2 separate regions of the Homo sapiens genome follow, and region 1 is linked to region 2. A link is an interaction called in ENCODE POLR2A ChIA-PET data of the cell type or tissue named here. Cell type or tissue: PC-9. All regions are shown on one strand. Links, peaks and the distances in the headings refer to the core of each region. The heading gives the core; the rest is flanking DNA.

Region 1 (10,771 bases), core at 1,207-9,206, 890 kb before region 2:
GCCACGCAAAGGAAGAGGTTTCCACACCTGGGATTGATACTGCTGGGACTCCAGGGCAGGTGCTCTAAAGGACTCTTAGAATTTCATTTTTAATGTTTAATATTTGGTCCATCTAGAATTTATGGTGGAAGGTGTGAGGTAGACGTTGCACTTTTTTTTCCTTCCAAATTGCTCCAATATCACTTACTGGAAATTGTGCTTTGTCTGTTACCACTCTCTTCTAATCTGCCTGTGGCCTGTTCCTTAGAGTGTATCACAAACATACAAGTGATCAATTTCCAATAAATTGATTAAAGAATTCATGTGCATTCCCATTTTGTCAAACCACTGATTTGACACTCAGTGCTGATGCAGTGTGAGACAAACCCAAACACCCACTGTCATGATAGCACCGTTCAGGTTCTAGGGCAATGCATGGAGGTTGTGCTTTTGCTAACTGCAGAGCAAACACTACTTCAGCCTTCACAGAGAATTTAACTGTGAATAGTGAAGATTTCTTTTCTTCTCTCTGTTTCTTTTTGAGAAGAGTTTTGCTCTGTCACCCAGGCTGGAGTGTAGTGGCACAATCATGGCTCACTGCAGCCTCGAAATCCTGGGCTTAAGTGATCCTTTGGCCTCAGCCTCCCAAGTAGCTGAACTACAGACATGCACTGCCATGTGTGGCTAATTTTTAAAATATTTTTTGTAGAGAAAGGGTCTCACTATGTTGCCCAGATTGGTCTCAAACTCATGGACTCAAGCGATCCTCCCACTTTGGCCTCCCAAAGTGCTGGGATTACAAGTGTGAGCCACCACACTCTGCTAAGATTTCTTTTCATAAAAACATTTAGCAATATTTAATAACAATTTCAAAAAGTTAAGTAAAATTTTAGTTTTAAATCTTAATTTAAATTTTAATACAAGTATAACTTATAGTTTGTTTTGCCTCAATTTTACTAAGTGATTTTGATTATTTTAAAAATAACTTTTTAGGCTGGGTGTGGTGGCTAACGCCTGTAATCTCAGCACTTTGGGAGGCTGAAATGGGTGGATCGCTTGAGCTCAGGAGTTCAAGACCAGCCTGAGCAATGTGGTGAAACCCTATCTCTATAAAAAATACAAAAATTAGCCAGGTGTGCTGGTGGGTGCCTGTCGTCCCAGCTACTTGGGGAGGCCGAGGTGGGAGGATCCCTTGAGCCCAGGAGTTTGAGGTGTCACTGAGCTATGATCACACCACTGCGCTCTAGCCTGGGTGACACAGCAAGACCCCCCCGCCAAAAAAAATAATTAAAATTAAGGCCAGGCACAGTGGCTTACATCTGAAGTCCCAGCGCATTGAGAAGCTGAGGCAGGAGAATCCCTTGAGCCCAGGAGTTTGAGAGTAGCCTGGGAAACATGGCAAAACTCCATCTGTACAAAAAATACAAAAAAATTAGTGGAGTGTGGTGGCACACATCTGTAGTACCAGCTACTTGGGAGGCTAAGGTGGGAGGATCACTTAAGCCCAGGAGGTCAAGGCTACAGAGAGCCAAGATTACACCACTGCACTTCAGCCTGGGCAAAAGAGTGAGACCCTGTCTCAAAAAATAATAATAATAATTAAATTAATTTTAAAATAACAATAACTTTTTGGACTATATCATCTTTTGAAATTTTGACATATCTCATTTAATTTAACATATTTTTGTGTTCTTTGAATGTAATATTTTATTTCATTATTTAATTAATTAATTTATTTTTTTGAGATGGAGTTTCACTCTTGTCACCCAGGCTGGAGTGCAATGGTGTGGATCTCGGCTCACTGCAACCTCTGCCTCCTGGGTTCAAGAAATTCTCCTGCCTCAGCCTCCCAAGTAGCTGGGATTACAGGTGTGTGCCACCATGCCTGGCTAATTTTTGTATTTTTAGTAGAGATGAGGTTTCACCATGTTGGCCAGGCTGGTCTTGAACTCCTGACCTCAGGTGATCCACCTGCCTTGGCCTCCCAAAGTGCTGGGATTACAGGTGTGAGCCACCACACCTGGCCAATATTTTATTTTAGTCTTTTTAAAAATTATTATTTTTTTTATAGACAGGGTCTTGCTCTGTTGCCCAGTCTGGAGTACAGTAGTATAGTCATAGCTTACTGTAAACTTGAACTCCTGCCTCAAGCAATCCTGTCACTTTGGTTTCTCAAAGCTCTGGGATTACATGTGTGAGCCACCATGCCCAGCCTTATTTTAATCTTTTTAATCATTACTATGAAAAGAACAGTAATAGTGTAGAAGTCTTGACTGTAACAACATAATCAATCATTTTACTAGACTAAAGACGAGGAGAATCAATGTTACAGAATAAATACAGAATATCTTAGGCATCAGGCAAGTCTTCATTCTCTCACTTAAACCTCAGGTCACTGAACACCTGGACATGAGTGATAATTACTAAGTTTCATCATTTTGGATATCTGCTGACTTTCAGATATATAAAAACTGTAGATTTACAGATGTTTTTACTCCTATGAAAGCTTATTTGTTCAGTAGGAGGATAGAACACATTTCATTAGCAGCTTGATTTATGGTTGTTTAATATTTAGATTCTGGTATGTGAGCCTCCACTTGTCCTTTTGCCTGGAGCACTGCAAACATCAAGGCCTATGCTCCAGTGTGCCCACAGGTACTTCTTGCTGCAATAGAGACCAGAGAAAGAGCTCTTCTGGGGCTCATGTCTCCATGGGCTCATGGTGAAGTGGGAGCTGGAGGGGTGAGTTGGGATCCAGGGGAAGACTCCGAGGAGAAACAAAAATCACCAAGTCTACACATTTCCTCCTTACAACGATTCCATAAGGCAAGTGATAACATTGTCCCCAAAGTAGAGGTGGAGGCCCGGTGCAGTGGCTCACGCCTGTAATCCCAGTGCTTTGGGAGGCCGAGGGAGGAGAATTGCTTGAGCCCAGGAGTTCAGACCAGCCTGGGCAACATGGTGAAACTAGATCTGTACAAAAAATTAGTGGGGTGTGGTGGCACACACCTGTAGTCTCAGCTACTTGGGAGACTGAGGTGGGAGGATCGCTTGAGCTCAGGAGGTAGAGGCTGCAGTGAGCCGAGATTGTGCCACTGGACTCCAGCCTGGGCAACAGGGTGAGACCCTGTCTCAAAACCAAACCAAACCAAACACCAAAAACAGAGTGGGAAACTGAGGCTCAGAGTGGGTTCATGACTTGCTCAAGTCACGATGCAGGATACCTAGCTCTAGAACCACCTGCAGCAGGGCACCGGTGTCCCCTGCAAACCCATAGCTCTTTTCACTCAGGTCACGTGGGTCCCAGGTCAACTTCATCCACAGCAGGTTCTTTCCAGCCACAGCCAGCCTGACCTGGGTGCAGGCATCAAGGCCTCTAAGTGACAGAGAATGCAGCACTCCCACCCACTGCCAGCTGCCCCAGGTAGCTTCTGAGAACTGGCCACTGCAGAGTACAAGCACAGCAATGACCTGTGTCCTTGGGCTGCCCCACTGCCCTCCTACAGGGGAGGGAGGACCTCTCTGCCATAGCCCCACCTCACAGCTGCCACCCACCCACTGGGTCCTAGCCCTTCTTAACGCCAGCATTGTCCCCATCTTCTCTGTGACATTGGGGTGGATGGGTAGCACGCTTGGCGCTGTGCTCAGTGAGGGCCAAGGAGTGACCTGAGGGTGGGAGGAGAGAGGCAAGTTCTTGCCGACACCCCGTCCAGCCTTGGCCAGGGGAGGTTCTCCATTCTGAAGGTAAAGGGGTCATGAGTGGTTAAAAGGTTGTCCTAGTGCCTCCCAGCTATGTGACCCTGACCTGCTCACTCAGCACCCTCAGCCATACTTCCAGGCCCCTGCTCTAACAATGCTGCTCCTGGGATCCTGTGATGGGAACACTCATGGCCATTCCCTTGAAATGTGGCCAGACTTCAACCCAGTCCCAGACAGTTGTCAGTGCCCACTCACTGCAGCCTCTCCTCTGCATTCTCCAGGCTATTTTCCAAAAGGCCAGATGCATGTCCTGGGTGGCTTGATGCTGAAGCTGGGGCCTGGGCCCCCTGCTGTGGGACAGGGAAGTGTGGGTGAGACAAGGCTGTCCTGAAGGAGTGACTAGAGCCAGAGGCTGCCCACCAGCAAAGGGGGCTCAGTGAGCAGGGCCTGGCACTGCTGACCCCACCTTGTTTTCCCTCCTACTCTCCCTTGGTGCTTCACACCCCCGGCTGCTCACTGGCCTAGGCAGGACACTCCTGTCTAACCTCCTGCTTTCACTGTGGACCCACACCCACACGCTGCCTCCATAGGTACACATGCCCTTTTTTTCTCTACTAACACCTGTTTCTCGTCGTCCACTCTGCCAGGCTGGACACCGGGCACTTCAGAGGTCATGCCAGATCCAGCACCGGGATGGAGGAGTCTAAGGAGGCACCTGCAGTCAGGGAGGGCTTCCTGGAGGCAGAGACCGAAGCTAAGGGCTCAGTACCCTCTCCCCCCACTTACCCCAGGTCACTGGCTGTCCTCTGAGCCTCACTCCCTGGAAGGGCCAGCAGGTTCCAGGAAGTGTCCCCTCGCCCTGCAGTGCTGGTTCCAAGAACTGCAGCTCTTGGCAGCATTTGCTTAGGATCCTTTCCTAGAACTTGAGACCTGCTCTGCCCAGACTGCTGGGGTCTCAGAGGGCAGCCAGTGGGGGTAGTGGGGGAAGGGGGTGCACTGGGAGGTGCCTCTGCAGGTAGAACATTCCATGGACCAAACATTGGGAGGTGGGCCTAGGCTGTCAGCCGGGAGTGGTTGGCCACACTAGGGTGGTCAACACCTCCAACAGGAGGTCGGTGAAATGCAGGTGCTTTGACTGCAGTCAACCATGGGGTGCGGGCCCATGAGTTCTCCCTGCACAAGAAGGAGGCTCATTCCCTTGGTCCAGAACTTCCACCAGCTTGCCACATGCCACCCTCCACCCCCCGACTCTACTCCCCCCACTAGCCTGGCACCAGGGTCCCATCCCATAGAGAATCAGCACAGGCCTTACCCTCAGAATAGGCCCTCATCAGATAACCTCCAGAGGACAGGCCAGGGTGCAGGACAGGCAGGTTCTGAGCAGGGAAGGGGGATGGGATCGTCTTGGGGCCCTTGGAAGGCCATGACACTTGTGTTATTAATCCTGTTATAATTTTACCTTTCCTGGTTAGAACTGAATAAATTACCCCACCTCACACCCCCCAGCAAAGTTGGGTCGGGTGAATGAGGGACAGGCCCTGGTAAGTGGTCAAGGACAGGGCCCTACTTCCCTCAAGGTCACCAGGCCTCCCCCTGGGGCGTGTCCTCCACCCGCCACTTCTGAGCTGGCACCAGGCCTGCCCAGCCGCCTGGGACCTGCCAGATCACGTTGAGCAACCAGTTCCTGAGAAGCGTTGAAGGCAGTGTGGTTTAAAATTAACTCCCCCGCTCCCCCTCCCGCCTGCGGCCTCCTCTGAGTTCTTGGAAGCGGCGCTCTGCTCTTCCTGGGAAGAGGCCTCCAGCCCCAGCTGCTGCAATTCTGGCGAAAACACCTCACCCAGGCTGGGGGTGGGGGGTGCCCACGCCAGGCCTTCTCTGCCCTACACAAGGCCCAGGGATCCTCTGGAAGCTAGCACCCACCCTAGTTACTCACTGAGACCCAGAAGAGAAAGGGGGTGATTGTCAAGGTGCTGGGAGGAGGTGCTCCTGCCCCCAAAGCCCACAGCTCCCAACCAGGCACCTCTGGGTAGGAGAGAAAGTGAATTGATCCCACAACAGCAAACCCAGGACCCTGGCCTACTTTGAGCCATATATGTCCTGGCGAGATGCAGCAACTTCCTAGGGCCACCCAGCTTTGCCTGCCCTTATAAGCTCAGCTTGCCCACTAGGTGCCAGGCTGATGGTGCTGATCTGGCAAGGATGCCCGGGAGCACGCCCCCGCAGGCATGCACACACCTGGGTTAACAGTGATCTCTGCCAGGATCTCTCCTTTTCTCTCACCCACACCCCTCAAACTGCCCTTGGAACACCTCTCCTCCTGGTTAAGCCTCATTTTCTCATGTCTCGTGGGCTCCGTGTCCCTGGGGCTTTGGGGGAAATGTTTCCTGAGAACCTACTCTCCCAGCAGCTCCTCCTCCCACAGCCATCCACTGGAAGGAGCTGAGAAAAACAAAGGAATGTTGGCCAAGTGGAAAGGTCAGCACAAGCATGCGTGCGCGCGTGCGCGCGCACACACACACACACACACACACACACACACACACACACACACACACACACACACACACAAGTGATGTCACTGATGTGGGGCTGGTGGGGGTGGGAGCAGTGAAGTGCTTCCTGGGAGGAGGCTGAGGGCTGAGAGGCACTTTGAAGAACAGAGCTTTGGCCCAGTCTGGACTATGAGTGCAATCCCCACCTCTGGTGGAGGAGCCCAGCTCTGGTGACAGGAAGGGCCCCATCTGGCTCATGGGTGCTGGGTGTGGGGAGAGTCCCTGGAGCAGGACTCTGCCTGAGGAGCATTTGCTGGATACCACCCTCCCCACCAGGCATGTCATCAGGGCATCATCGGTGCCAGCGCAAGCATCTCACTAGTAGGGTCTGTGTGGGTGAGACAGTCCTGGAGGGCTGCCTGGAGGAGTCATGGCAATCCTAGGTTCCCATAGCCCTCAGAGGCCCTGCCTGTTTTAATGAGGCCCGGGCCATGGAAGCAACTCTCTTTCCACTGAGCAGGAAGCTTTGACCACATCAGAAAAGCTCCCCTTCCCTGGGCCTGCTGTGTCTCCTCCTGCTCAGAGATGAGCATCGGTTTCCATTCACTCCCCATTCCCCAGCATCCAGGCCCAGCCACTCTCCAACCACTCTGAGGTCTGCATTCTGACCAAAATCAAACCTCCAGGGACCTCCTCTAGCTTGAGTCTCAGACGTGGGAACTCCAGCCTGCTGCCCCAGAGTGACTCTTGGAGTGACCCCTTGGGTGGTCCACGGGAGCCAGGGAGGGATAGGGAGGACACATCCACCATGAGAGGCTGTTGAATTTCCGGCAAAGCTCAAGTCTACTTTATCTTAAAACTGGTCTAGCAGGTTGGTGTCAAAGGCTGCCCAGGCTTGCACAGGGCCTACTTCTCCTGGAGGAAGAGGGCCTTTATGAGAGCTGGAGAAGTCTGGGATGTCCTATGCACAGACCCTGAGTCTTCCTGCCTTCGTAGTCAGGCCTCTAGGCCTTTAGGCCCCCGGCCCCTCGCCTTCCACTTCACTGTGGGCAACCGTGCAGGACGGGAGGGTCCCCATCTGAGAGTGAGGTGGGCCTAGTCATGGACCCCAGCCCCACTCAGCTGTGTGTCCAGCCTTGGCCAGGAGAGATTTGCTCAGTCAGTAGATTAAAAGTCCAGCCTAGGTGCAGGGACCTAGTGAGATGTACACACTGGCACCAATGATACCCCAGTGGTATGTCTGGAAGGGGGGTGGTATCCAGCAAACACTCCTTGGGGGCAACAAGAAATACCTAGATGGCTTAGCAGCATTTCTGTCCGAAGGTTGTTCCAGAGGGAGGCTTGTGAATCCAGGGAGGGACGCCACACAGGATCAATCTCCAAACCCATTTCCCACCTGGAGGCAGAATCCTCTAGGGCCCAGCCCCCAGACCCCCTCCTCCAGAAAGCCCTCCTGAATCTCCCCATCCTCCTGCATGCCTTCTGAACCTGTGGGTGCCTAGGCTTTAGCAAGCCAGACCCTTGGAGGCAGAATAGAGCAGTGGTTATTCCAAACAATGTCTGGAATCAGGATGTGAACTCTGGCTCTGCCTCTCACCACCCCTCTCTGAGGCCTTCCCTCTTCAGCTGTAGATGAGGACAACCTCTGCTAGTGGGGTAGGAACCCAACCCAGAGTCACAGAGTTGCTGCCCTCACCTCTTTCTGCCCCCGCTCCCACACTCTACCCTCCAGATCCTTCTTTCTGGCCTCTTGCCTCCAGGCCCTCATGAGTACAGATACCTCCCTTAGAAATGAGGGTCAGATCACAGCACTCCCCTGCTAGGCTCTGAAGAGGTGCTTTGCCATCCTCAAATAAAATCCACCTGCTTCCTTTGCCCTTCCCACCCCTCCTGGGCAGCCATTCTGGGCTCTAGGTCTCTGCCTCAGGGCCACTGCACTTGTAGTTCCTTTCACCTGGGACATCCCTTCTGCAAGTTGTCTGCATGGCCAGCTCCTGCTCATTGCCTGGGTCTCCAGGCTCAGTGCCACCCAAAGCTGCAGAGCTATCCCCAACGCCCTCCCAGCTGCAGGGTGTCCCCATTCCCAAAGTTACTCTTCCCACCCCCACTGCTTTTCTTTCTTTACACTCTCAAAGCTTGTCCTATGCACCCATTTGTTCACTAGTTCACTCTCTGTCTCTCCCGCTAGCCCACGAGCCCAATGAGTATGGGGACCGTGTCTGTCTTGTTCCCTGCTGTCTCCAGGACCTAGATGGAGTCTGGCCCAGTTGGTGCCTTTGGAGCACATGTGCTGGTGGAGGACTTAATGATAAAGTGTGACCTTCGTTACTGTTTGTATGTTGTGCAGGGTCCTTGCACCCACCAGAAGGCTCATCCCTTTGTTCCTGGCTAGTGTCAACATGTGTGCCCCTTTTACTAGGCCAGGACCACACAGTGGTGATCACGTTGGCCAGAGGATCTTCAGCATCTGTTAGGCTGAGTCTCTGATTGGGGTCTGGGCAGGCATCATTCACTGCCCTGGCAGGGAAACAAGAAAAGAAGATGGAACCTGGAACCTGTTGGGGGTCAGAAGTAGCTGGCAGCCCCTCCCCAGACAGGAGCCGGGCCCTGGCTTGAGCTGAGGCCAGGGTGAAGAGAACAGGACCTTGGTGGCCAGGCCAGTGGCCAAGAGCTCTCAGCAGGCAGGGATACCAGGAGATAGAAAACAGCATCCAAGAGCAACTTGCCTGGAAGCCACCATCCCTGTCCTCCCCATCTCATGTAGTAATCCGGGGGACAAAAGGTCAGTCAGGACCCCCCAGGGTTAGCTCTGCCCTGAGCCCCACTTGTTGAGTGGCCGTGGTCAGCCCCTTCCCTGCTCTGAGCCTCGGTTTCCTCATCTGTGTAGCGTGGGTAATATTTGGACTTCACTCCCAAAGTTGTGGTGAGTGCTACATGAGGTGCAAGCCCTCGCCCCATGCCCAGCACCTGGCAGGCACCTTGAGACATTTCTCTCTGTGTACAAAGCAGTTTTCTGTGCTTCCTCTAGCCACAGCAGCTTTCTGTCCAGGCTGCAGCACCAGGTGAGGAACAGCTTGACACTGGCCCCTCTGTATCCACTACCCATCCGCTAGGTGACTCAAATCTAGGGGTGAAGCAGACAGAGGGGTTACCTCAGGCATTCTGGAAGCAATGAAGCAGCTGAAATTCAGACTGAAGGAATGAGGAACTGTAAATACCCCTGGCTGGGTCATGGTGACCTGGAGGAAGCGTGCCATCTGGCCCTACAGACAGCCAAGCGCTCAGGCCGCCGCCAGTAACAGGGAAGGCACGTGGCTGGCCACCTGGGTCTGGGCACCACATCCAGGAAAGACAGCCCTCCCTCCATCACCCACCTCTTGCTCACTCTCACCTAACGTCAGACCTATTCTTTGCCATGACTGCCTCCATGTCCCCAGGGTCCTGTGTGAACTCCATGGTTCTTGCTGTCTATCCTCGTCCTTACCCCTCCCTGTAATCAGCCTGTCACTCCTCACCCCTCCTTGCTCTCAACCTGCCAACAAGTGTCTCTTCTACTCTAAGACTTCTAATTGCTTGAGGGCTAAGACAACAGGAAGGTTAGGATTGTTTCCAGAATAAAGGTTAGAAAGCTTTAGAGAAGCTTTCCTGTGGGGCCCTCAAGCAAAGGTGCGGAAAACTTCGGGACACAGGAAGATCTCAACAGATAGTGTTCCAAAGTCAGACTGTCCGGTAATGGAGGGTGTTTTCATTGAAATTGCTCTTCCACACACTTTTGGTGTGCTGAACCCTGAGAGAGAAGAAAGGATCCCCCAATCCCAACCAGTCTGGACTAGAACCCGGACACCTCCGCCCCAGGTCAGACTCTGCCAGCTCACTGGCCCCTACCCCGATTCAATTGCCCTGCCCCACTGCACAGAGCAAGCCCTCTTCAGTTCTGTGTGTCAGGAACACGTGCCTCCCAGTCATGCCTTGGTGCCTTTGCACTCACTGTACCTTCTTCCTGGGAGAACCAGCCCTGACTTCTCTGACTACTAGTTTCCTCATCTCAAGACACTGACCCCAGGAGTAGTCCACAGCTCTCTCTCCCTGGGTATTCTCCACTTGCGATTTGGAGTTGGCATTTCTTGTTTACACATCTCTCAGGGCTGATGCACCTCTGCCACCCTCCCCCGAGCCCTCGCCTGGCAGTGGCCAGGGCAGTCACCCTGCAGGCAGTCTAACTGGCCTTTGTCTCCTAGCTCCCATTTCCCAAGGGGACCCAGGGGAGATGAGAGGAGAGGCTGCTCCCTGTCTCCTCCACTCCTTAATGAGTCCCCAGCAGGGACTGCTCAGCCACATAGAATTTCTGGGCCTCTCCGCTAGCCCAAATATCAAATGGGGGCTAATGATAACAAGATCAAAGGGGACACACTGTGTACACAACTGAAAATCGGCCCCATTGAGGGCTCTGTACATGAAAGGTATCATTTTATTATAGAGGTAATAAAATAAAGAGGTAATAAAGGTATAATGTCATTACAGAAAAATCAGTGGAAGAGAAAAGACCACCAAACTGTTCTTTGCTATAATTATTATTTCATGAAGTCTTATCAGACGTGTAT
Region 2 (10,771 bases), core at 1,781-9,780:
TGCCACGCAAAATGCGTATCTTCTCAGAAACAGCAACCATTCCATAAAGAGTTTCACATCAGACAGGAATTACTAGCTGATCTAAAATGAACTCTTCTAAAGATATCTACCATAAAACCAAAAGAAATACATGTAAAAGATGATATCATTATTGCATTGCATTATTGCATTGTATTATAAAATGCAAATATTTATGTTTTAATCAAGTAGATGCAATTCCAATAGTAGTGATTCATGTCACCTGGATTACACATAACTCCAAAGGAAAATACCTGCCCTACCCCAAAAATTGAACAAAATCAAAAAGATTATTTATTTTTTTTTTTTTTTTTTTTTTTTTGAGGCAGAGTTTTGCTTTGTCGCCAGGCTGGAGCGCAGTGGCGCCATCTCGGCTCACTGTAACGTCTACCTGCTGGGTTCAAGCGATTTTCCTGCCTCAGCCTCCCAAGTAGCTGGGACTACATGCTTGTACCACCACGCCAGCAAATTTTTTGTATTTTTAGGAGAGACGGGCTTTCACCGTGTTAGCCAGGATGGTCTCAATCTCCTGACCTCATGATCTGCCTGCCTTGGCCTCCCAAAGTGCTGGGATTACAGCTGTGAAAACCACACCCGGCAGATTCTTTTTTTTTTTTTTTTTTTTTAAGGATCTCACTCTGCCTCCCAGGCTTGAGTGCAGTAGCGCGGTCCCAGCTCACTGCAGCCTCAACCACCTGGGCTCAAGTGATCCTCCCACCTCAGCCTCCAGAGTAGCTGAGATTACAGTATGTGTTGCCATGCCCAGCTTATTTTTATTTTTATTATTTGTTCAGGTGGGGTCTCACTGTTGCCCAGGCTGGCCTCAAACTCCTGACCTCAGGTGATCCTCCTGCCTTAGCCCCCCAAAGTGCTGAGACAACAGGTGTGAGCCACCACACCCCGCCATATTTTCAGACTTTCTAACCAAAGCCACAAAAAGGAAATGCTGTAGGTGTGACAGACTAATATGGACTTCTGACTTCAACCTGAGAAAACTCAGGTTGCATATTTTACTGCTATCTACTAACTATACATACGTTGTTATTTTTATTTTTATTTTTTTGAGATGGCATCTTGCTCTGTCACCCAGGCTGGAGTGCAGTGGCACGATCTCGGCTCACTGCGACCTCCATCTCCCAGGTTCAAGTGATTCTTCTGCCTCAGTCTCCCGAGTAGCTGGGACTACAGATACACGCCAGCATGCCCGGCTAATTTTTGTATTTTTAGTAGAGATAGAGTTTCACCATATTGGCCAGGCTGGTCTCGAACTCCTGACCTCATGATCCGCCTGCCTCGGCCTCCCAAAGTGCTGGGATTACAGGCATGAGCCACTGTGCTTGGCCTCGATAAATATATTTTTAAAACAAACTTTTTTTCTTTTCTTTTCTTTTTTTTTTTAAGACAGAGTCACACTCTGTCGCCAGGCTGGAGTGCAGTGGCACAATCTCAGCTCACTATAACCTCCACATCCCGGATTCAAGCGAGCGATTCTCCCACCTCAGACTCCCAAGTAGCTGGGATTACAGGCGCACACCACCACACCCAGCTAATTTTTGTATTTTTAGTAGAGACAGGGTTTCACCATGTTGGCCAGTCTGGTCTCGATCTCTTGACCGCGTGATCCGCCCACCTCAGCTTCCTAAAGTGCTGGGATTACAGGCGTGAGCCACTGTGCCCAGCCAAAACAAACTTTTTATGTGGAGTAATTTTAGATTTACAGAAAAGCTGCAAAGATAGTACACAGTGTTCCCACATACCTCTCACCCAGTTCAGTTTTCCCTCATGTTACCATATTATAGTGGTACACTGTCAAAATTAAGAAACCAACATTGTTACATTATTATTAACTAAACTCCAGACCTGATTCAGATTTCACCATTTTTCAAATCATGTGCTTTGTTCCATGATCTCATCTAGGATACACTGCATTCAGCTGTCATGTCTATCTACTGTCCTCTGGTCTATGATAGATAGTTTGGGGATTTGTTTTTGTTTTACATGACCTTGACAATCTTGAAGAGTACTAGCCAGGCTGGTAGAATGTGGCAACAATTTAACCAATTCTTTCTTCCTTTTTCTTCTCTCCTCTTTCTCTCTCTCTCTCCTCTTTCCTCTCCCTTTTTTTCTTTTTTAAAGACAGGGTCCCCCTCCTATGTTGCCTAGGCTGGTCGTGAACTCCTGGGCTCAAGCAATCTTCCTGCCTCAGCCTCCCAAAGTGCTAGGATTACAGGGACAAACCACCACGCCCAGCCTACCAAACTATTTATTTATTTATTTATTTATTTATTTATTTGGAGACGGAGTCTTGCTCTGTCGCCCAGACTGGAGTGCAGAGGCGTGATCTTGACTCACTGCAACCTCCACCTCCTGGGTTCAAGCGATTCTCCTGCCTCAGCTTCCCGAATAGCTGGGGCTACAGGCACGCGCCATCATGCCCGGCTAATTTTTGTACTTTTAGTAGAGACGGGGTTTCACCATGTTGGCCAGGCTGGTCTTGAACTCCTGACCTCACACAACCCGCCTGCCTCGGCATCCCAAAATGCTGGTATTACAGGCATGAACCACTGCACCAGGCCTACCAAACATTTAAAGAAGAATTAACACCAATCCTTCTCAAACTTCTCCAAAACCTGAAGAGGAAAGATACTTCCTAATTCATTCCATGAAACCATCATTACTGATACCAAAGCCAAATAAAGATATCACAAGAAAAGAAAGCTACAGCCTGATGTCCTTTATGACTGCAGACATAAAAATCCTCAACAAAATACTAGCAAACAGAATCCAACAGCATATTAAGAAAATTAAGGCCAGGCACATGGCTCACGCCTGTAATCCCAGCACTTTGGGAGGCCAAGGCGGGTGGATCATGAGGTCAGGAGTTCGAGACCAGCCTGGCCAACATGGTGAAACCCTGTCTCTACTAAAAATACAAAAATTAGGCCTGGCACGGTGGCTCACGCCAGCAGTTTGGGAGGCCAAGGCAGGCAGATCACCTGAGGTCAGGGGTTCCAGACTACCCTGGCCAACATGGCGAAACCCCGTCTCTACTAAAAACACAAAAATTAGCCGGGCATGGTGGCACGCACCTGTAATTCCAGCTACTTGGGAGGGTGAGGCAGGAGAATCGCTTGAACACAGGAGGCAGAGGTTGCAGTGAGCCAAGATCGCGCCACTGCACTCCAGCCTAGGTGACAGAGCAAAACTCCGTCTACAAAAAAAAAAAATTATCCGGGCGTGGTGGTGTGCGCCTGTAATCCCAGCTACTCAGGAGGCTGAGGTAGGAGAATTGCTTGAACCTGGGAGGCGGAGGTTGCAGTAAGCCAAGATAGCACCACTGCATTCCAGTCTGCGCGACAGGGCGAGACTCCGTCTCGGGTGGGGCAGGGGGAGTAACACTCAATAAACTAGGAACGGAAGAGACCTTCTAGAACATGATAAAGGGGATTATGAACAACACTACACTCCATGGTGAAAGACTGAAAGCTTTGCCCCAAAAATCGGAAACCAGACAACAATGTCTGCCTTTGCCATTTCTATTAAAACACTGTACTGGAGTCCTCCGCCTGGCGTGGTGGCTCACACCTGTAATCCCGGCGCTTTGGGAGGCCAAGGCAGATAGATCACTTGAGAACAGGAGTTTGAGACCAGCCTGGCCAACATGGTGAAATCTCGTCTCCAGTAAAAATAAAAAATTAGCAGGGCATGATGGGGCACACCTGTAATCCCAGGTATTCAGTAGGCTGAGGCATGAGAATTGCTTGAATCGAAGAGGCAGACGTTGCAATGAGCCACAAGATTGTGCCACTGCAGTCCAGCCTGGGCAACAGAGTGAGACTCTGTCTCAAAAAACAAAACAAAAAAACCACACTCTACTAGGGTCCTAGGCAGAGTAATTAGGCAAGAAAAAGAAATATAGGCTGGGCAAGGTGGCTCATGCCTGTAATTTCAGAACTTTGGGAGGCCAAAGCGGGTGGATCAAGAGGTCAGGAGTTCGAGATCAGCCTGGCCAACATGGTGAAACCGCATCTCTACTAAAAATACAAAATTTAGCTGGGCATGGTGGTGTACACCTGTAATCCCAGCTTCGGGGGAGGCTGAGGCAGGAGAACAGCTTGAATCCAGGAGGCAGAGGTTGCAGTGAGCCAAGATTGCACCAGTGCAATCCAGCCTGGGTGACAGGTAAGACTCTGTCTCAAAAAAAAAAAAAAAGTGTGTATGCATGTGTGTGTGTGTGTGTGTGTATATAGATAGATAGATAGATAGATAGATGGTATCCAAGTTGAAAAGGAAGAAGTAAAATTATCTTTATTCCTAGATGACATAATCCTGTATACAGAAAATCCTAAAGAATCCACATAAAAATTATTAGAATAAATGAATTCAGCAAAGTTGCAAGGTACAAGAGCAACACACAAAAATCAGTTGTACTGCTATACACTAGCCAAAAAACAATATGAAAGTAAATGAAGAGAACAATTTCATTTACAATAGCACCAAAAATAATAAAATAATTAGAAACAAATTTAATTTAAAAGGCACAAGGCCGGGAAGGGTGGCTCACACCTGTTAATCCCAGAACTTTAGGAGGCCAAGGTGGGTGGATTGCTTGAGCTCAGGAATTCAAGTCCAGCTGGGGCAACATGGCAAAACCTAGTCTTTACAAAAAAGGCAAAAAATTAGCCAGGCATGGTGTGCACCTGTACCAGGTATGCACCTGTACTCCCAGCTACTCGGTAGGCTGAGGTGGGAGAATCACCTGAGCCCAGTAAGTTGAGGCTGCAGTGAACCAAGATCGCACCACTGCACTCTAGCATTGAAGACATAGCGGGACCCTGTCTCAACAACAACAAAAAAGGCACAAACACAAGACTTGTATGCTGAAAACTACAAAACATTGCTGGAGTCAATTCATGATGACCTAAATTTTAAATAACCTAAATAAACAAAAAGACATTCTGTGTTCATGGATTAGAAGGGTTAGTATCAAGATGGTAATACATTCCAACGTGGTCTACAAATAAAATGCAATCGCTATCAAAATCCCAATGACAAACCAGGCATGGTGGCTCACGCCTGTAATCCCAGCACTTTGGGAGGCCAAGATGGGTGGATCACCTGAGTTCAAGAGTTCAACACCAGCCTGGCCAACATGGTGAAACCCCATCTCTACTAAAAATACAAAACATTAGCTGACCATGGTGGCAGACGCCTGTAATCCCGGCTATCTGGGAGAATGAGGCAAGAGAACCACTTGAACCCAAGAGGCAGAGGTTGCAGTAAGCCGAGATCGTGCCACTGCACTCCAGCCTGGGAGCAACAGAGAGAGACTCTGTCTCAAAAAACAACAACAACAAAAACAACCCAATGACATCTTTTGCAGAAATGGACATGCTGATTCTAAAATTCGTATGTAATTGCAAGGAAACCTGAATAGGCACAACAATCTTGGAAAAAAAAAAAAAAAAAACAAAGTCGGGGTCAGGCGCAGTGGCTCACACCTGTAATCCCAGCACTTTGGGAGGTCGAGGCAGGTGGATCACAAGGTCAAGAGATCGAGACCATTCTGGCCAATATGGTGAAACCCCATCCCCAGTAAAAATACAAAAATTAGCTGGGCGTGTTGGCACGCACCTGTAATCCCAGCTACTGGGACAGCTGAGGCAGGAGAACCGCTTGAACCTAGGAGACGGAGGCTGCAGTGAGCCAAGATTGCGCCACTGCACTCCAGCAAGGCAACAGAGCGAGACTATGTCTCCAAAAAAAAAAAAAAAAGTTGGAAAAATCACACTTCTGATTTCAAAACTTGCTACAAAACTATAGTAAATGGAACAGCATGGCACTGACATAAGGATCAACACAGAGACAAATACAATAGAATTGATAATCCAGCAATAAGCACTCACATCTATGATCAATTTTCAACAAGGGTACCAAGACCATTCAATAGGAAAAAAGTAATTTCAATAAGTAGTGCTGCCCAGGTGCAGTGGCTCATGCCTGTAATCCCTGCACTTTGGGAGGCCAAGACAGGCAGATAACTTGAGCAGGAGTTCGAGACCAGACTGGCCAACATTGTGAAACCCCATCTCTACTAAAATACAAAAATTAGCCAGGCATGGTGGCGCGCCTGTAACCCCAGCTACTCAGGGGGGCTGAGGCAGGAGAACTGCTTGAATCCAGGAGGCGGAGGTTGCAGTGAGCTGAGACAGCGCCACTGCCCTCCAGCCTGGGCGACAGAGCAAGACTCCATCTCAAAAAACAAACAAACAAAAAAGTACTGATGAGACTTGGCACAGTGGCTCACGCCTGTTATCCCAGCACTGTGGGAGGCCGAGGTGGGCAGATCACGAGGTCAGGAGATCAAGACCATCCTAGCCAACATGGTGAAACCCCATCTCTACTAAAATACAAGAAATTGGCCAGGTGTGGTGGCACACACTGGTAGTCCCAGCTACTCGGGGGGGCTGAGGGAGGGGAATCGCTTGAACCTGCGGGAGGCGGAAGTTGCAGTGAGCCGAGACTGCACCACTGCACTCTAGCCTGGTGACAGAGCAAGACCCGTCTCAAAAAAAAAAAAAAAGTAGTGAGACAATTGGATATTATCCCACAAAACAGCGAAGTTGGATCTTTGCCTCACAGTATATGCGAAAATGGGCCGAGTGCTGTGGCTCATGCCTATAATCCCAATACTTTAGGCAGATCATCTGAGGTCAGGAGTTTGAGACGAGTATGGCCAACAAGTTGAAACCCCATCTCTACTAAAAATACAAAAAAGAGCTGGGCATGGTGGCAGGTACCTGTAATCCCAGCTACTCGGGAGGTTGAGGCAGGAGAATCACTTGAACTCGGAGGGGACGGAGGTTGCAGTCAGCCGAGATTACCCCAATGCACACCGGCCTGGGCAAAAGGAGTGAGACTTTGTCTTAAAAACAAAAAAAAGGCCAAGAAACGCATGAAAGATACTCAACATCAGTCACTAGGAACTGCAAATCAAAACCATAATGAGATATCATTTCTCACCTACTAACATGACTGTAGTTTAAGAAATGAGAAAATATAAGCATTAGCAAGCATGTGAAGAAACTGGAACACATATTGCTTGTAGAAATGTAAAAGGGTGGCCCCGGGCGCGGTGGCTCATGCTTGCAATCTCAGCACTTTGGGAGGCCGAGGCAGGCGGATCGCGAGGTCAGGAGACAGAGACCATCCTGGCTAACATGGTGAAACCCCATCTCTACTAAAAATACAAAAAATTAGCTGGGCGTGGTGGCAGGCACCAGTAGTCCCACCTACTCGGGAGACTGAGGCAGGAGAATGGCGTGAACCCGGGAGGTGGAGCTTGCAGTGAGCCGAGATCGCGCCACTGCACTCCATCCTGGGTGACAGAGCAAGACTCCCTCTCAAAAAAATAAATAAATAAATAAAAGAAATGTAAAAGGGTATAGTAGTTATAAAAAACAGTTTGGGACTCTCTCAAAAAGTTGCAGGTTTTTTTTTTTAAGTCACATGTAGAATTACTATACGACCCAGCAATTTCACTACTAGATATATACCCAAAAGAACTGAAAACAAGGCTGGGTGTGGTGGCTCACACCTCTAATCCCAGCACTTTGGGAGGCCAAGGCGGGCAGATCTCCTGAGGTCGGGAGTTTAAGACCAGCCTGACCAACATGGAGAAACCCCATCTCTACTAAAAATACAAAATTAACCAGGCATGGTGGCACATGCCTGTAATCCTAGCTACTGGGGAGGCTGAGGCAGGAGAACCGCTTGAACTCAGAAGGCAGAGGTTGAAGTGAGCCAAGATTACGCCATTGCACTCCAGCCTGGGCAATGAGCGCAAAACTCCATCTCAGGGGAAAAAAAAAAGGAATTCAAACAAAGACTTATACACAAATGTTCTTGGTAGCATTATTCACAATAGCCAAAAAGTAGAAACAACCCAAAAGTCCATCATCAGATGAAGAGATAAACAAAATGTGGTATATGCATACAATGGAATATTCAGTCATAGAAATGAATGAAGTAGTAACATGCTACAGATGTGGAAAAACCTTGAAAACAATAAGAAAGCAGACACAAAAGGGCACATATTGTATGATTCTATTTATATAAAACATTGAAGGCTGGGCATGGTGGCTCACACCTGTAACCCCAGCACTTTGGGAGGCCAAGGCGGGTGGATCATGAGGTCAACAGTTCGAGACCAGCCTGGCCAACATGGTGAAACCCCCGTCTCTACTGAAAGTACAAAAATTAGCCGGGCGTGGTGGCATGCGCCTGTAGTCCTAGCTACTCAGGAGGCTGAGGCAGAAGCATCGCTTGAACCTGGGAGGCGGAGGTTGCAGTGAGCCAAGATTGCGCCACTGCACTCCAGCCTGGGCGACAGAGCGAGATTCCGTCTCAAAAAAAAAAAAAAAGTTGAAATAGGTAAATCAATATACAGAAAGCTAACTAGTAGTTGCCAAGGACTTGAGGAAAGGGGAAAATGGGCAGTGACTGCTAAATGGGTATGAGGTTTCCTTTTTTTTTTTTTTTTGAGATGGAGTCTCACTCTGTCGCCCAGAGACTGGAGTGCAGTGGCAGGATCTCGGCTCACTGCAAGCTCCGCCTCCCGGGTTCATGCCATTCTCCTGCTTCAGCCTCCCGAGTAGCTGGGACTACAGGCACCGGCCACCACACCCGGCTACTTTTTTGTATTTGTAGTACAGACGGGGTTTCACCGTGTTACCCAGGATGGTCTCAATCTCCTGACCTCGTGATCCACCCGCCTCAGCCTCCCAAAGTGCTGGGATTACAGGTGTGAGCCACCGCGCCCGGCCGAGGTTTCCTTTTAAGGTGATAAAAATATTCTAGAACTAGAAAGAGATAATGGTTGCACAACACTGTGAATCTACAAACGCCACTGATTTGTACACTTCAAAATGGGTAGTCGTTAATTTTATGCTACGTAAATTTACCACAATTTTTTAATGAGAAAAGAAATGATCCAGAAGAGACTGCTTCTTAGATAACTTAAGCAGTTAGCCTACTAGAGCACATAAAGACATGATTTTTTAAAAAACACTACCTCTAATAAAGATTAATTCAAGGGCATTAAAACACTAAAATTTTATATTTTTAAAATTTTTTAATTTTTATTATTTTGTAGAGACAGGGTCTCACTATGTTACCCAGGCTGGTCTCAAATTGCTGGGCTCAAGCAATCCTCTCCACTTGGCCTTCCAAAGTGCTAGGATTGTAGACATGAGCCACCATGCCTGGCCTAAAACACTAAAATTTTAGAGTTCAACTTAGAAACATATACATATATACTTCTGGTATCATTTTCAGAACTTCCAACTAATCTATGCCTGAAGATAATTATAACTTTGGGAATAACCATTTGCCCAAGGAAAATATAAACCTTAGTGAGACCTTGTCTCTATTATTTAAAAAAATAAAAAATAGGCCAGGCGTGGTGGCTCACGCCTGTAATCCCTGCACTTTGGGAGGCCAATGCGGGTGTATCATCTGAGGTCAGGAGCTCGAGACCAGCCTGGCCAACATGATGAAACCCTGTCTCTACTAAAAATACAAAAAATTAGCCGGACGTGGCAGCAGGCGCCTGCAATCCCAGCCACTCGGGAGGCTGAGGCAGGAGAATCGCTTGAACCCGGGAGGCAGAAGTTGCAGTGAGCCGAGATTGCACCACTGCACTCCAGCCTGGGCGACAAGAGCAAAACTCCATCTCAAAAAAAATATTAAGAATAATAAAGAATAAAAAAATATAAAGGCAAGGCGTGGTGGCTCACACTTGTAATCCCAGCACTTTGGAAGGCTGAGGTAGGAGGATCACTTGAGCCCAGGGGTTTGAGACCAGCCTGGGTAACAGTAAGACCTTGTCTTTATTATTTAAATACATAAATAAAGGAAAATATAAACTTGTAACAGACTAAATAAAGGAAAATATAAACTTGTAACAGACTTAACTAATAATAGCAATGTGAATTAACATAGTATCAATGAAAGCAGTCAGCAACTGAGTGTGGTGGCTCACACCTGTAATCCCAGCACTTTGGAAAACCTAGGTGGGCAGATCGCTTGAGCCCAGGAGTTTGAGACCAGCCTGGACAACATGGTGAAATCCTGCCTCTATGAAAAAAATTTAAAAATCAGTAGTAGTAGTACTTACTTCAATGTTCGTTTTTTTGTGTTTGTTTTTTGTTTTGTGAGACGGAATCTCGCTCTGCTGCCCAGGCGGGAGTGCAGGGACACAATCTTGGCTCACTGCAACCTGTAGTCCCAGCTACCTGGGGAGGCTGAAGCAAGAGAACTGCTTGAGCCTAGGAGGTGGAGGCTGCAGTGAGCCATAACTGCACCACTGTACTCCAGCCAGAGCAAAAGTGCGAGACCTTGTCTCAAGGAAAAAAAAAAAAGGCCGGGCACAGTGGCTCACACCTGTAATCTCAGCACTTTAGGAGGCCAAGGCAGGCAGATCACCTGAGGTTGGGAGTTCGAGACCAGCCTGACTAATATGGAGAAACCCTGTCTCTACTAAAAATACAAAATTAGGCCGGGCGCAGTGGCTCACGCCTGTAATCCCAGCACCTTGGGAGGCCGAGGCCGGCAGATCACAAGGTCAGGAGTTCGAGACCACCTGGCCAACATGGTGAAACCGCATCTCTACTAAAAATACCAACAAAATTAGCCAGGCATGGTGGCACACGCCTGTAATCCCAGCTGCTCCGGAGGCTGAGGCAGCAGAATC

What was found. ChIA-PET counts read pairs that join two places held together with the same protein. Peaks named below come from ENCODE experiments on the same cell type or tissue, not always from the same donor. Only the 100,000 strongest peaks of a DNase experiment are listed, where the experiment ranks them.
Region 1: POLR2A ChIA-PET joins it to region 2 with 31 read pairs; 8 of 35 experiments call an interaction of 5 or more read pairs at or near these places.

The regions. Positions count from the first base shown.
Region 1 is chr3:50,595,869-50,606,639 of GRCh38, forward strand. HEMK1 (HemK methyltransferase 1, mitochondrial release factors N(5)-glutamine) reads left to right here. Exons shown (of 11, transcript NM_016173.5): 11 at 1-298. It overlaps CISH (cytokine inducible SH2 containing protein), which reads right to left. Exons shown (of 3, transcript NM_145071.4): 3 at 10,621-10,771. Among named protein-coding and RNA genes, the nearest start is that of CISH, 11 kb to the right of the region's middle. RefSeq lists an enhancer at 3,179-6,859 and a silencer at 9,382-9,431. In PC-9, for the core only: no CTCF peak of the experiment used is centred there; DNase peaks (open chromatin) are centred at 5,353 and 7,063; H3K27ac peaks cover 349 bases.
Region 2 is chr3:51,485,571-51,496,341 of GRCh38, forward strand. All of the region lies in intron 2 of DCAF1 (DDB1 and CUL4 associated factor 1), which reads right to left. Among named protein-coding and RNA genes, the nearest start is that of DCAF1, 9.1 kb to the right of the region's middle. In PC-9, for the core only: no CTCF peak of the experiment used is centred there; no DNase peak of the experiment used is centred there.